Regions from separate parts of the Homo sapiens genome. Here regions 2 and 3 are each linked to region 1. Evidence: chromatin contacts called from ENCODE Hi-C or POLR2A ChIA-PET data. All regions are on one chromosome and are shown on one strand. The core of a region is the stretch at or near the end of the contact, and the rest is flanking DNA. Distances in the headings are between cores, read along the strand shown. Region 1 overlaps VOPP1 (VOPP1 WW domain binding protein). Region 2 has its middle 23 kb from the start of IKZF1. Region 3 has its middle 40 kb from the start of FIGNL1.

The links. Hi-C counts contacts between places; a loop is a spot of excess contacts on that map. ChIA-PET counts read pairs that join two places held with the same protein, here RNA polymerase II (POLR2A). Pooled maps may share reads with other maps.
Region 2: a loop to region 1 is called in a map with no recorded cell type, with 6 times the contacts of the local background. The contact joins two enhancer-like sites. A Hi-C loop is called at or near these places in 7 of 37 single-sample maps with no recorded cell type and 3 of 50 pooled maps. POLR2A ChIA-PET finds 5 or more read pairs at or near these places in 1 of 52 experiments (activated B cell).
Region 3: a pooled map shows a loop between it and region 1 (6-fold over the local background). The contact joins two enhancer-like sites. A Hi-C loop is called at or near these places in 1 of 37 single-sample maps with no recorded cell type and 2 of 50 pooled maps. POLR2A ChIA-PET finds 5 or more read pairs at or near these places in 1 of 52 experiments (activated B cell).

Annotation. Positions count from the first base shown.
Region 1 is chr7:55,532,288-55,537,118 of GRCh38, reverse strand. The region is part of intron 1 of VOPP1 (VOPP1 WW domain binding protein); the gene reads left to right. Among named protein-coding and RNA genes, the nearest start is that of VOPP1, 38 kb to the left of the region's middle. RefSeq lists enhancers at 2,033-2,192, 2,213-2,822, 2,863-2,922, 3,263-3,332, 3,403-3,522 and 3 more. Within about 2 kb of position 2,703, at least 21 of the 41 ENCODE cell types and tissues checked have a DNase peak (open chromatin) inside an H3K27ac peak, as active enhancers do.
Region 2 is chr7:50,279,612-50,284,442 of GRCh38, reverse strand. No RefSeq gene overlaps it. Among named protein-coding and RNA genes, the nearest start is that of IKZF1, 23 kb to the left of the region's middle. RefSeq lists an enhancer at 2,167-2,456. Within about 2 kb of position 2,687, at least 8 of the 41 ENCODE cell types and tissues checked have a DNase peak (open chromatin) inside an H3K27ac peak, as active enhancers do.
Region 3 is chr7:50,407,737-50,412,567 of GRCh38, reverse strand. No RefSeq gene overlaps it. Among named protein-coding and RNA genes, the nearest start is that of FIGNL1, 40 kb to the left of the region's middle. RefSeq lists enhancers at 917-996, 1,497-1,556, 2,232-2,732. Within about 2 kb of position 2,412, at least 6 of the 41 ENCODE cell types and tissues checked have a DNase peak (open chromatin) inside an H3K27ac peak, as active enhancers do.

The sequences.
Region 1 (4,831 bases), core at 1,454-3,953:
TTAGACAGGTCAGGCCGAGAGATCTTGGACTCACCATCTGCATTGCGTTTCTCGTCAGAAAATGTCTGGCCCCTCCCCAAAGCCCCTTCCTTAATCCTCTCAGCCTCTCAGACATGACTTGAAGTCTCAGGTTTTGTGGCCAGGGAGGCCCCACCTTCCCCTGGTGGTGCCTCAAGAGCTCTGCGTTTCATGCGGTCTGGCTGCCATTCTGTTCACTGTCTCTTGCATTTGTGGGCACTTACATTGAATGCCCTGTTGAGTGAGGCTGGGTGCCCACCTCAACCAGACTGGGTACGGTGCGCCCTTCCGTGTGGCAGATGCGCTGCCTGAGCCAGGATCAGCACGCCGCCCCTGTGGTCACGCTCCGTGCCTGGGCCAGTGCTCCTTGGTGTGAACACGAGTTGTTTTTATATCAGTGTCATTGTTCAGTCCTGCCACGTGCCATGTGCTCTGCCCTCATTCTCTCCCGTCTTCCTCTTGGAAAATGTTTTGAGAGACACAATGAAGTTCTCTTTGTCCCCATCAGCATATTGTGCTCCTAAGTTCTCTATCCTCATGGTGGTAAATCTTGCCTGAGTTTGTTTTTTTGTTTGAGACAGAGTGTCACTCTCACCCAGGCTGCAGAGCAGTGGTGCAATCTCGGCTCACTGCAACCTCTGCCTCCAGGGTTCAAGCAATTCCCCTGCCTCAACCTCCCGAGTAGCTGGGACTACAGGCGCCCGCCACCACACCGGGCTAATTTTTGTATTTTTAGTAGAGACGGGGTTTCACCATGTTGGCCAGGTTGGTCTTAGACTCCTGACCTCAGGTGATCTGCCTGCCTTGGCCTCCCGAAGTGCTGGGATTACAGGCGTGAGCCACCACGCCCGGCCTTGCTTGAGTTTTAATCAGCCTATGTATCCTGGCAGTCAGGGCCAGTCTCCATACTTCAGGGTGTATAGTCAAATCCAAGTACAACTTTTGAGCAGGCAGAGAAGGAAGTGGATATGTGAGCGTTTCCACCAAAGGTTTCCTGAACGCTTGGCCTGGGTCAGGCACTGGGGCCAACAGGGTGGCCGAGGCAGGGCCCTTACTCCTCAGGAGCTCCTGAAGACCCAACCCTGCAGGAGGAGCCAGGGCCCTGAGTGCATGATCCTTGCTTGGCACAGAGTGTGGGTCAGGTGTAGGAAAGAGTCGGTCGTCATCAAGGAAAGAACACTGTCTTTGGAGATAGTCTCAGACCTGCGGTAAGTTGATGTCTGCCTGCCCAGCCTCTGCACAGAGGGACAGTGCCCCAACTGCATCCTGGGATGGCAGACACAGTGCTGAGCATGTCTGCTGGTTGAGGGCAGCCCACTCCTTCCCATGGTCTCATTAGGACCAAATAAGTTCACGGAAGGGAAGATTCCTTGTAAGCTGAAGTGCTGAGAGTTAAATTTAATCAGAGCCCCAAGGGGGAAAACTAACAACTCACCTTCTGGAAGTCTCGAAAATTTTCATCCAAGTGACACTGAGGCTGAGGCTCCGTTGGTGGAAACTCTGAAGAAGTGTTTTCCAGATGGAAGTGAATAGACCTAGGGTTCTCTAGAGGTGCATGGATGGAAATGGCTGCGGGGCGGGGGACTGGGAGGAGCGGCAGAGACAGGAAGAGCCAATGGCATGTGGGGGCGGCCAGGCCAGAAGGACACTCCCTGGGGTCTGTACTTCACCCTCAGTGAGGCAGCAGGGTTTCCAGGGGGAGCCTGCCCCAGTGCCCTCTGAGCTCACTGAGCTTTGCCCTGATCAGTCAGCCCCACTCTTTTTGCTTGTTTGTGTAATGAAGCCCACTGAAGATAAAATTGCATTCAGAAGAAAGAAAATTATGACCTCAAGGGGAAGCAAAGAGAAACCCACAGTGAATGGGGAGCCCCTGGAGATTTTCTAGCAGGAGTTGGTGTGCTGTGTGCCCTCCTTTCCTATTCTCTATGACAGAGCCCTGCGTAGCCCCCTGAGCTTTGTCAAGGCTGCTGAGAGGTTTAGGGGCAGGTGCAGTGTCAGGAGTCCCCCAGCCAGGCCCTGGCACTAGAGGCCATGCGGCCAGACTTGGATGTGGCAGTGGTCTTGGGGCAGGTGCTGCAGGCTCTACCACTCTTCAACTGTGTCTTCCTGTTCTCCTCTTCTCCCATCAGCAAGCTCACCCCCTGGCTTTTGATGCCAGCCTCCTTTGTGGTGTGGCAGGAATGTCCTGGGAAGAGACAAGGCTTGACCACGTGGATGGAGTGGGAAGACAGGAGGCACTGGGGACAGCATGTGGCTGGGGTGAGCTAGTGGGCGGTGGTACTTTCCCCAAAGTCCAGAGCACTGGGTGGGAGCAGCGCTCAGCTGTAGGGATGTCTGGTGTGAGGTTCTTCTGGGCACCTGGCAGAGATCCCAGGTGGCAACTGGCAGAAGGTCCCCAGCTCAGAGTGGGCCCTGCATGGCGTTGTATGCTGGTGTTCTTTTGTGGGCAGGACACCTGCAAGAGGGCTACAGCTGGAGAAATGGGTGGGGAGGAGTGGCTGTTGACAGCTCCCTGGGCCCAGAGAGAATTGAGTCAGAATTGGGGAAATTGCAGAGCGAGCTCAAAAGCAGAAACCCAGTTGGGGGAAAGTACTGAGCCCAGGGCTCTAAATGACTAATGCAGAAATGATGTTAAGTTTACCTCCAGTCAGAGTGAAACTTTGGGCAGCCCCCGCTCCCTACACGCAGCTGCCCTTCAGGGGAAGTGAGAATTGGCCCAAGCCACAGGTGACCATGACAGGACCTTGCACTAGCTGAGACCCGAGGGTTTAGGAAATTATATGAGAAATGAAGCAAGAGATGATTATCTTTTGACAGCCAAGTCCCCAGATGGAATTTAGATATTTGAACTAGGCCTAAGGAATGTCTGTCTATTAAGTGTCTGTAGAAATTTCTGTCATCTGCTTGCACTTGCTGTTTTACTCTGCTACCATTCTTTTCTCTCTCCATCTCGTAAAAAAAAAAAAAAAGCTACATGAAATGATTTCCTTCACGGATTTTAACAAGCCAGGACACAGTGACAGCTATTAGAAATTATAGCTGACAGGGCTGGGAGACAGCTGTACAGTTTGCTGGTGACCTTGCACAAATGAGTTGTTTTGGGTGGAAAAGCTGTTGCTTATTTACAACACTGAGGCAGAGTTGTTGCTTTTGGATCTGAGTTTTGCCATCCTCCTTCCTGTGGGTGTTTTCACTCATCTACCTCCCTACCCACCCACCACACACTGGGTACGAGAAAAGGTAAGAAGAAAAGACTGGGAGGATCAGAGGATATGAAGGTCAGTCCCCAGACAACATCATCGAAGTTCACCCCATCACTATGTTGATGACTGAGGAGGGAAAGCCAGGTAGGGATTTAGGATTAACCTGAGTGCTGTTCTACATTCAGCCTCCCTTGCTAGTCTCCCTGATGGGGACTTTCCTTTGGTGGGTAGTATGAGGGGTTCTTTGAGTTAGCAGAGTCCCTTCCATCTGAAGAAGCTGAGGCTCAGGGGAGTTTCCAGGCAGTGAGACCCTAGGTCCGGAAGGTTCCCTGATGTGGTGTCCCACATAGCTGCTTCCTCTTTCGTGGTTAAAAGCAGATGGCAGACAGCACAGTCAACCACGGTCATCTCTGAGGCTGACTCAGAGCAGGCAGGTGTTTTTTTGTTTTTGTTTTTTTTTCTTGGCACAGGGAAATCTAAATGAGAGAAGAAATATTTATAAGTGATGGCTCTGGAAGCTGCTTGTGGGTGGACAGTGATGCCCTTCCTGAGTGGGGAAGGCAGGGGCATTTCTGCTGCTGTCCTTGGGCACTGCCTTTCAAGAGCACCACACTGCCCCTTGCATGCACCCACAGACAACACTGAGTGACCGGCCTCCATCCTCACTGGTCTGACCTGGAGGCAGCTGACTGAACCAGCTTTTAGGAGGCACTCATGTGAGTTTGTGTTAAACAGAAATGATTGAGTTGATTGGGTTCAGGAGAGAGACAGAACTGGCATCAAAATCACCTTCCTGGCACATATGTTCTCAGTCCTCCTGGTTTTAGCTTAGGCCTCCACACTGCCAGAGACTCCCTGAAGATTTTCTGATACACAGATGCTGCTTTGGGGCAGCACGTGGAACTGACTCTCTTTCTCCCCAAATTTGCTGTAACAGCTTAGTCCCTTAACATTTATAACCAATCAATTCATGACAAGAAATAGAAAGTCTTCTAAGCACAAGAAATTGCTTTTTGACTCCAGGTTAAATATTACCAGATTTAATGAAAATGCATATTACTAGAATTGAGGGGGTGTGAAATTTGGTAGTAGTGAAAAGGAATGAGAGGAGTACACGTGGCAGTGCTTCCCAGTACCTTCCTGGGAAGAGAATGCTGACAGGGTGTGCCAGAAGCCATGAAAACTTCCATGGAAAGGGGAGGAGCCTCCCTCAGATTGCTTTGAGCTGTATTTTTCCACACCAGGGTATCATTTCCAAGCTGGTGGTTGTAACTAGTGTAGTTTCTAAACTTCTGTTTTTTGTTTGTTTGTTTTTCTGGTTCATTTTGGATCACAGGTTCCATATTCTCACTCTCCATAGAGACACAAAAGTACGTTGTAGAGAATGTTAACTGCATCTTTAGGTTGAGCTTTACTTGACCATGATTCTCAAGAATAAACCGACACAGCACACAATGTAACGACTTAGCAGGAGGCTCTTAGAATAGTGGGCATGCGCCAGGTGGTTCGCATACACTGTTTCATGTAAACCTCAAGGCAAGACAGAAATACCTCTCTCCAGTCTGTAGACAAAGAACCAAAGCTTAGAGACCTTCGGTGACCTGACCATG
Region 2 (4,831 bases), core at 1,438-3,937, 5.3 Mb after region 1:
CCCTCAAAAGTTTCTCACACATTGAGGCTTAATCCTAGCCAAAGTAAAGAGTGCCAAGGAAGAATATAAGTGCTCATGTAATCTCTCCTCCAAGGTTCTAGAGCTGCCATTTTCTTATACAGGGTAGGACGGACAAAGCTTATTAACTACTTTAAGTCTGTGAAAGTTCTTAGCCAGTCTCTGTAATGGATAGGTTTTGGAAGTCTACATAGGTCTCACTAAAAAAGTGGGCAGGTATCTCTATCTCACCCTGTAGCCCCCCACCTTCTTGGCATTGTTTATTGGACCTGGGGCAGCCCCCTAACTCCAAATGGGTCAGTTAGATTTTCACCCCCAGGAATTTGGCATTGGCACCTAACATGCTGATTGATAGCCAAGGAAGGCTGTGAAACAGAGGTTTGGGCTTTCATATGTGTTCATATGTATAACACAACAGGCACATGCCTTTGCAGAGTTATAGGAATGAGAGGCCCTAGAGAGGAAGAGAGAAGACTCTGTTAAGGCCTGCTGGAGGCAGGAGAGGGGCCGAGGTTCCTGCTGAGCTCACTGGGACTTTCTTGTTTCTCCTTCTAACTTCTGAAAGGCCTCGGGTGCCTCTCTGCCCCTGGACACCATGGGACTCACCTCATTCTGGAAAGAAACATAGAAAATAAAACCAAACGCAAATTTTTACTTTAGGTAGCTGAATGGGTCTCCGTTACTCTCCTCCTGACTAATTATCCAAAGTGCAAATGGTTAAACTGTGAGTTATTGTTGCTATTGCTGACCTTCACGGCTGAATTTCTTTAGGCAGTCCTTTATAAAAAGACGATTATGACCATAATGGCAGAGGAATGGTATCTTCAAGTCCATCTATTTGGCTCTATGACCCTAGCACATAATAACGCCCTCTGGAGAGAATGAGGAACTAGATGAAAATGGAACAGGCTTGCCCCCAGGAAAATTGACATAAGTGTCTGAAACAACTGGCCAGTGGAAAGGAACCAGCCGTCAGGGGAAGCAGGAATGCCCCCGTGGTGAGGATTTTCAGAAATGTGATCGTCATTTGCTTGTTTGGGATAGCTGGAAGCATTCCAAAAACGAGGTGACCTTTGGCTGTTCCTCTTCTCGGGGCCCTTGCGTCTGCACTGCGAGCTCCATGGCTGTCTTTTGTGCTGAGTGGCTGGGTTCCTGCATCCCAGGACTTTGTCTGGCCAGCTTTGTGGGTATGTTGCCTACTTCTGGGATCTATTTTTACTATACCTTTTACCACTGGACATTTGAAAAGCCCTCATGCCTCCATCTCCTGGATTCTGGTACTGTAGCTGGCTCCTTGTAGTGCTATGAAGGCGGTGTGAGAAATAAATGATTCAGAGAAAATTCAGAGTGAAACCAAATAGGAAGCTGGAAAAAGTGAAATTTTACAATGTATTTCCCTGTCCTTCACTTGTCTCTATTTTCCTGGCCAGGATTCATCCTCAGAGACTATTTTTACCCTGTTCCTGACCCAGCGAAACCTTGAGGTTCTGCAAATCTTACCAGATTTAGATTCCATTTGTGTTTTCTCTATAACCTCTTATTTCTGGGAAAGAGAGGCCATCAGAAGAGACTGCGTTTAGCTTGTACTCATTTCTCTCCTCTCATGCTGTGTGGGCCTCGGTCTCTTTTTCGGGAGATTGCATGGAGAGCCTCAAACAACCTCACCAGAGAATAAAAGTTTTGGCCAGGCGCGGTGGCTCATGCCAGTAATCCCAGCACTTTAGAAGGCCGAGGAGGCAGGCTGATCATGAGGTCAGGAGATGGAAACCATCCTGGCTAACATGGTGAAACCTTGTCTCTAGTAAAAATACAAAAAATTAGCCGGGCGTGGTGGCGGGCACCTTTAGTCCCAGCTACTCGGAGGCTGAGGCAGGAGAATGGGGTGAACCCTGGAGGCGGAGCTTGCAGTGAGCCGAGATCGTGCCACTACACTCCAGTCTGGGCGATAGAGCGAGACTCTGTCTCAAAAAAAAAAAAAAAAAAAAAAAAAAGAAAAAGAAAAAGGAAAGAAAAGTTTTACAAGCCGAAGAAACCAAGGACAATGAAACCTCTTCTCCCAAGGAATTTGGGAGCAGAGCATGCCACGCTTTCTCTGTTCTGGAAGGCCCTATCCTTGGGGACTTCAGAGGTGCACAAGACGGAAGCTCAGAGTAAACTGTATCTTCTACTGCAGCTTCCAGGAGTAGTCTGGGAACTGCCAGCCCTGCCCCTAAGCAGATGTGCACGTCTGCTGCTGTCCTCGGGAGGGGGAGGCCGGAGTGGCAAACTCCCAGAGTGCTGAAGAAAAGACGTGTCCCACGCAGAATTTTCCCACAATCAGCACACGGGACAAGGAGAAACCAAGAGGCCAAGCTTGAGCCTGGCGGAAATCACAAGATCTGGGCTGCAGCTGTGGGAGGGTGGCTGGTGCTCTTGCCCGTCTGCGTTTCTTACATCTGGAATATTCCAAGTGCTCAAGCCAGTTAGCAGAGGAGTTTCAGACAGGCTTGAGGGGAAGGGGAGAAGAAAGGTCTGTTCTAAGGAAAATAATTCTCTTGCTTCCACTTCACAGATATGGTCTGTTGAAAATTCTCTCCCTCTCTCTTCTTTTTCACTCAACATCAGAGCAGAACATGCTGCCTTGTCTGAACTGAGAATGAGACCTGGGGTCTATTTCTGGTTCTGCCAACTGACTCCTGGGTGACCTCAGTCACTTCCTCTCTTAGAGCCTCAAAGTTCCCCTCTCTAAAAAGAACCTTAGAATATTCTTACAACCAGAAATAGAGCCCAAAAACATAGAATATGTAATAGACACAACTCTTAATTTCTACAGTCTAATCCCACATGGACTGGATTCAGTGATGGGCAGATATGGTACAAGAATATTCCCTGGTCATCTTCATCCTGGCAAAGACGTAGTCAAGTATAGCAGTTTTCTCCTCTGACTTTCTCTGATTTCACCAAAGCCTGAGGATAAACTCCTTCTAGTTACATCCAAAGCTGGTGATGGGAGATCCTGGGAGGAGAGAGGTGGGGCTGTGCCAATATAGAAATGAATTTCAGCTTCAGGAAAACTACCATCTGGATGAAATCGAAGGCACTGGCCAGTCTTTGTTGAGTTGCAGCTGTGGCAATAGGCATATAAGTCAGGATTAGGAGGAAAAGGTCTGAAGCGGAGATGTTCTCAGGTCTCAACATGATTTGGATTGAGGTAAAAATATTTATTAACTTTTCATATTAAGTATGCATGTTAACACTTCTATGGTGACCACTAAAAAACAGGAATAAGGTAGATAACTTCCAAACCGGTAGTGAAGAAAACCCCTAAATCCAAAAGGAAGCGAGAGTAAAAAAATAAAAAGCAGTACAAATAGAAAACATAAAGTAAAAGAAATAAATTAGAATACGTCCTTACTTGAAAGAAATTTCAGTAGGCCAAATTCTGTAGTTGAGATTGAACTAGATTTGCAGTGGATTTTAAACACAAAGCAAGCTATGTACCTTTTACAATAGACATATAATACAAGTTATCAGAAGGATTAAAAGTGAAACTGTGGGTAAATATATCATAGCCAAATAGAGACCAAAATAACAAACAAAAACAAACAAAAAACCAACAACAAAGAAACAAATAAAAACAGGTGCAGCTTTATTCCTATTAAACAAAAGAGACTCTAAGGTAAAGGATATTATGAAAAAAATAAGAGAATCATTACAACCTGATCAGAAAAATATAATTATTCCAAGCTTTTAAACTAAGAAATCGCCTCATAATATAGAAACAGAAAAGGACACACAAGTCTAGATGGAAATATAGGTAAATGTACTATCATACACTTAAATAGATATACCATGTTCATAGATCAAAAAACTTGATATTTTAAAGATGTTATTTTTTTCAAATTGATTTAGAAATTCAATACAATCCCAATCAAACATCCTCTTCTTAAAGAGCTTGATAAGATAATTTTAATATGTATGTCAGGAGCTCCAAGAGTTAAGGATAGCTAAGAAAATCCTAAAAAATGTGGGGCCATATGCCTTAACAGCCAACAAGAAATATTATGAATAACAGTGATTAAAATGGTCTGGTATTGAAATTAAACAGATCAATGGAACAGAAGAGAGCCTAGAAACACACTCATACCTATGTGGTATGACTAGTTTGTTATCCACACAGGAAAAAAATGAAAATTAAATCTTTTCTCAGTCCATTTCTCTAAAATAAAATTATCACAGATAAAATTGTGAACTACCAAACATTTGCTTTAGAAAAAAATCTACCCTCCAACTCAGATTTTTAAAATTGATAATAAAAATAATAGCAAAATGGACAAAAGGCTTGAATAGACACTTACAAAAAAGAAACATAAATGACTTATTTTAATTTTTTTAAATTTTACTTTAAGTTCTGGGATACATGAGCAGAACGTGCAGGTTTGTTACATAGGTATACATGTGCCATGGGTGGCTTGCTGCACCCATCAACCCATCATCTAGGTTTTAAGCCCCACATGCATTAGGTATTTGTCCTAATGCTCTCCCTCCCCCTGCCCCCTAACCCCCAATCGGCTCTGGTGTGTGACGTTCCCCTCCTTGTGTCCATGTGTTCTCATTTTTCAACTCCCACTTATGAGTGAGAACATGCGGTGTCTGGTTTTTCTGCTTCTGTGTTAGTTTGCTGAGAATGATGGCTTTCAGCTTCATCCATGTCCCTGCAAAGGACATGAACTCATTCTTTTTAATGGCTGCATAGTATTCCATGGTGTATATAGGTCACATTTTCTTTATCCAGTCCACCATTGATGGGCATCTAGGTTGATTCCATGTCTTT
Region 3 (4,831 bases), core at 1,163-3,662, 5.1 Mb after region 1:
CAGTATAGCTACTCCAGGTTTCTTTTGATAGTGTAACTATGGTATTTTTTCCTTAATTTCTTTACTTTTAATCCTTATGTGTCTTTATACTTAAAATGGATTTATTTTTTCCTTTTTTTATTTTTTTGAGACGGAGTCTCACTCTGTCGTCTAGGCTGGAGTGCAGTGGCGCGATCTCAGCTCACTGCAACCTCCACCTCCCGGGTTCAAGCGATTCTCCTGCCTCAGCCTCCTGAGTAGCTGGGATTACAGGCGTGTGCCACCATGTCTGGCTAAGTTTTGTATTTTTAGTAGAGACGGGGTTTCACCATGTTGGTCAGGCTGGTCTTGAACTCCTGACCTCGTGATCCACCCGCCTCAGCCTCCCAAAGTGCTGGGATTACAGGCATGAAAAATGGATTTCTTATAGACAACATCTAGTTGGGTCACATCTTTGGATCCACTGAAACTCTATCTTTCAACTGCTGTCCTTAGACTATTGATGTTTAAAGAGATTATGGGTACATTTGGATTCATGTTGATTACATTTGTAACTGTTCTCTATTCTATGTGTGGGCCTTTTTGTTTTGTTTTGTGTTTGTCTTCCACTCTTCTTGCCTTCTTTGCTTTGAGTATTTTGTATAATTCAATTTGTCCCCTCTCTGCCTTCTCTTTTTCAAGATTCAGCTGAGGTGCACTTGGTCCCATGGGTCCTGTGTACCTTTGGGTCCTGGGTGTCTGTGTCGGCAGCACAGAGCTTGTCTGTGGACAGTCTTGCCTGACGGTTGCCCATTTCACCCGCAGCTCCTCCAGGGTGGTGGCCTTACATTCTCAAGTCTCTGACCCTGGCTCCTGGTCCTGGGATGACAAGGTCAGGCCTAGTCAATGCTGGTGGGACAGGACAGAACTATGTATATAGGGCGGCACTTGAATGAGCATTAACACAAACACACATTCATAGTACTAAAAGCATGTTTACATTGGAAAATAAAAAGCCCCAGAAGCTTTCTTGAGGGAAATCCCCTCTCCCCCACGCCGACTGCTGCACAGCTGAACTCCTCCATGACCAAAGGGGGCTCTTCCGGCCTTCCCTGCCCCACAGCCCTTCTCTAGATTCAGCCAATTCACCTCAGGGCCAGAGGCTCTGCCTGTCCCCTGGAGGAGTTCTTTGTCCAAAAGAAGGGCCTGAATGCTAAGATGAGGAGAGTACCCTCCTGGAGCACCCAGGAAGCCCAGGGGTCAGCACGCTATTGCGTCTGGCCCTTTCTCTGGGAGTAGGGGAGGAGGGCAGTTGATGTTGGCTGTGGAGCAAGTAGAAAGATGGCCAGAGCTTCAAAGGGAAAGCCATGGGCCTCAGGCCCACGTCATTGACTGGGGCAAGATAAGACCTCAGGGAGTCCAGGGCTCTGGGAAGGAATCTCCAGCAGAAGCTTCTTTCTGTTGTTATTGGAGGCTCAGGATGTGTGAGACCAGCCTCTGCCCTCCACAGGCTCACAGTCCAATGGAGGAGGTGGACATCCCATACACTGCGGGGTGAGAGCCCTAAGACGGCTGACATGAGGGCTTGAGGAATTCAGAGACCAGATCTTGAGAAAGCTCCAAAAATTAGGTGCAATAAGTTCTGCCTTGTCCCAGAAGAACTCAGCAGGCAGCCAAGCATGGGAAGACTTCCCAGGACCAGCAGGGCCCTGTGATGCGAGGAAACCTGGGAATCGGGTGTGATTTGGAGGTTGGGAGGAGGCTGGGGGATCATCTGGGGTCACATCTCACTGAGGATGGATGCCTTCCTGAAGATGAGATCTGACCTGGGAGACCAGCTGACCAGCTTCCCTCAGCTCTTGGGGTCCCTGCCTCCATGCTTGTCAGCTTTAATTTCCCATCAGTGCACGAAAACACACAACCATTCTCCCATGGGGTGGTATGAGAGACCAACTTAAAAAAGGAATCGTGGTGCTCACAGAGGTGGGAAGTGGGTGTGGGCAGAGGGGATTTACAGAGGATTTTGCAAGGGGCAGTGCCCACTGAGGGTGGGGATCAGGGCAGTGCCCAGAGGGAGGAGGTCCCTGAAAGGGGAATCAAATTGAGGGACCCTGAAACTGCACACCCTCCTTACTGTGGGGCCCAGCCCACCCTCTACCCACAGGAAGCTGGAGGGAGAATGACAATGAGGAAGCTCGCGCAGGTGCCTGGGGAGGAACAGCACCGTGAGACGGTGGCGGAGAGGAGGCCGCAGCCACTGAGGCCTTCTGGGAACCTGGGATCACATGTGGTCGCAACCACAGAGAGAGGTCTTAGGGTGGCCTTGTTCAGGAGAGGCCCATATGCATGTGCATGGTACCTCCTCAGGCCCAGGGGGGTAGCAAAGCAGAGAGAGAAGCCAGGGCTGACTCATGGGCAGAGAAACAGAAACATTGGGACAATTCACACACTCAACGTCACAACTAGTTGGTTTGACAAAACATGGGAAAGAAGAAGTGAAATTTGTTAACTGTATCGAGATCCATGCAGTTCACTTCAGGGGACAGTTTTGGTACCAAATTATCCTTATTATGCAAATTCCCTCCCCCAGCAGGTTCCAGTTGTGCCCGGGGACCCATGGCGGGTGCATCTGCTTCCCATAGTTCCGATTCACCGAGTTGCCAGGGCCCATCTGCTCAGCCCAGGCCCAGGGCCTGCGGCCAGGGAGGAGGGGGCGTGGGCAGGGGCCAGGCTGTTGCTCCAGGACCTGCAGGGCCACTCCTGGAGCTGGAAGGTGATGCAGCCTGCCTTGAGAAGCCCAGATCCCAGACGTGGACAGGAGACAGAGTTCTAGGGATGTCTGCCTTGTTCCTGTCTTGGCCATGTCAAAAAGCAGAAAAAGCAAGGGAGTATCCCCATGAGGCTCTTACCTTTCTCCTTAGAAAAGTGCAGCCAAGAACTTGGCCTTTCCAAAGCATCGGCCTCCATGAGGCCTGGGCTGCATTGCAGGGTCCTGTCTTCTTTGCCGGCTGCTCTCCAGAGCCCATCTCTGCCCACCCTTGCAGTCCACTGTCACCCACCACTTGAAGGTCATTGCCAGCATCCTAAACACTTGACTCAGTGGTCTCATCTCTGCCCCCTTCCTTATTGCATTGGCTTTGTTGAACCTATTTGTGGGCCTCTTCTTTTGAATTAAAAAAACAATTCTGAGATGCTGTCCCCAATGAGTTTTCCTATCTGGAAAAGCCCCTCTTATTTCCTTTGCCTAATTCCTCCTGCTTCTCCTCTCCCCACGCTCCCCAGAACCATCCCCTACCCTCCACCTCTTTCCTGAGGCGACATGTACCTGTCACAGCTCCCATTATAGTAGCCTATGCCTCATGACTCCCAAATGCATTGGCCATCCATGGGGACCCGGCTGTCCCACCCATGCTTACACAAAGCCAAGTTCCCCTCCTCCAATCCTCTGCCCATTTTCCCTTTTCTCAGTAATGGCTCATATAGGCTCTGAGACTGGGTTTCACCTCCTTACCTCTCGTCAAAGCACAATAGATTTAATTATCTTAAAAAGATGTTATGCAACAAATATTTATTGAGCATCTAATATGTTCCAGGTACTCTTTTTGACACTGAGGATATGGCATTAAATAAATACAAAAAATCCCTGCTCTTGGAGCCTGCGTTCTAGTGGCAGAGTCCAGTCCTCTCTTCTCTGCTTCTCTCCTCTCCTGACTTCTGCTGGTTAGTGTCAGCATCCTTGCTGTGGGTAAAGCCTCTCTTCTGCCTGGATGGCATGGCCCCCTTCACTGTCTCCAGAGTTCTCATTGCATCACCCCCTCCCCCTCACCTCCTAAGACTCCTGGATGCCTCCCTATCCACCTGTTCAAACTCCTCCTATCCTCAGTCTACATTTCTGAATTTATCTCCTATTTTTTTCCCCTTGAGTACTCTTTCCCAGACAAACAGGGCTATTGCTGTTGGACTTCTGGTTCTGACATACAACAGATTTCATTCACATTTGTTCTGTCTTGAATGCCCTTCTTACACCCCCAATCCTCTGCTTCCAACATCAAAATCCCAATCATTCCGAAAAGCTGGGATCAGACAAGATCTCTTCCAGGAAGCCTTCTGTAATCCTCAAGTGAGAAGTGATGTTTCCTTCCACTGGGCTTTTACAGCACTTTAGAGCGCTTTTCATTGCACCTTGTTTTGTAATCACCTTTGTGCTGGGTCATTTCTCCCTGTGCTTTCTAGAGTGCAGGCACAGGAGTCAGGTGCTCAGGGACAAGTGCTGGTCCTAGTATTTCCAGCTGTGTGACCCCAGGCAGGTTACTCAGCTTTTCCAAGCTTCGAAGTCCTCATCTGCAGAACTGGAGGTGACAATGGTACTTGTAGAGACAGACAGGGAGTACACATGGCACAAGCAGGTGGTTACAGCGCCCAACCCCTGTGATGCTGTGAGCCTTGATCCCAGCACATAGCCAGGCACTGAAGGCTGAGGAGCGATGTGATGTGAGTGGGTCAAGTCATTATGTGATGTCAGGAGTGTCTCTTTTATCAAGAAGATATTGATTTACTTTATTTCCAACTTCCCAGTCTCTGCTTTGCAGCTCAAGTTATTCAACAAACCAATGAAGGATCTTAAGATTAAGAAGAGCCAGAGACAAGATGCAGTGCAGAGAGAACAGAATGGAGTCAAAAGTCAAATGTGTCAATGTGTGTTGGGGGCAGGGACACAGAGGGGGCACTGTCTAATTGGGGGAAATGTCCCTGCTCTTGTCCTTGGTCTTGAGTTTATTGGTTGTAATTGTACTCATCTTTGACTAGATACCTCTAGGCTCCCTGATATTTTTCAGAGCTCTCCCAGTCCACTGATGCTTAGCTTAGCTTGTGT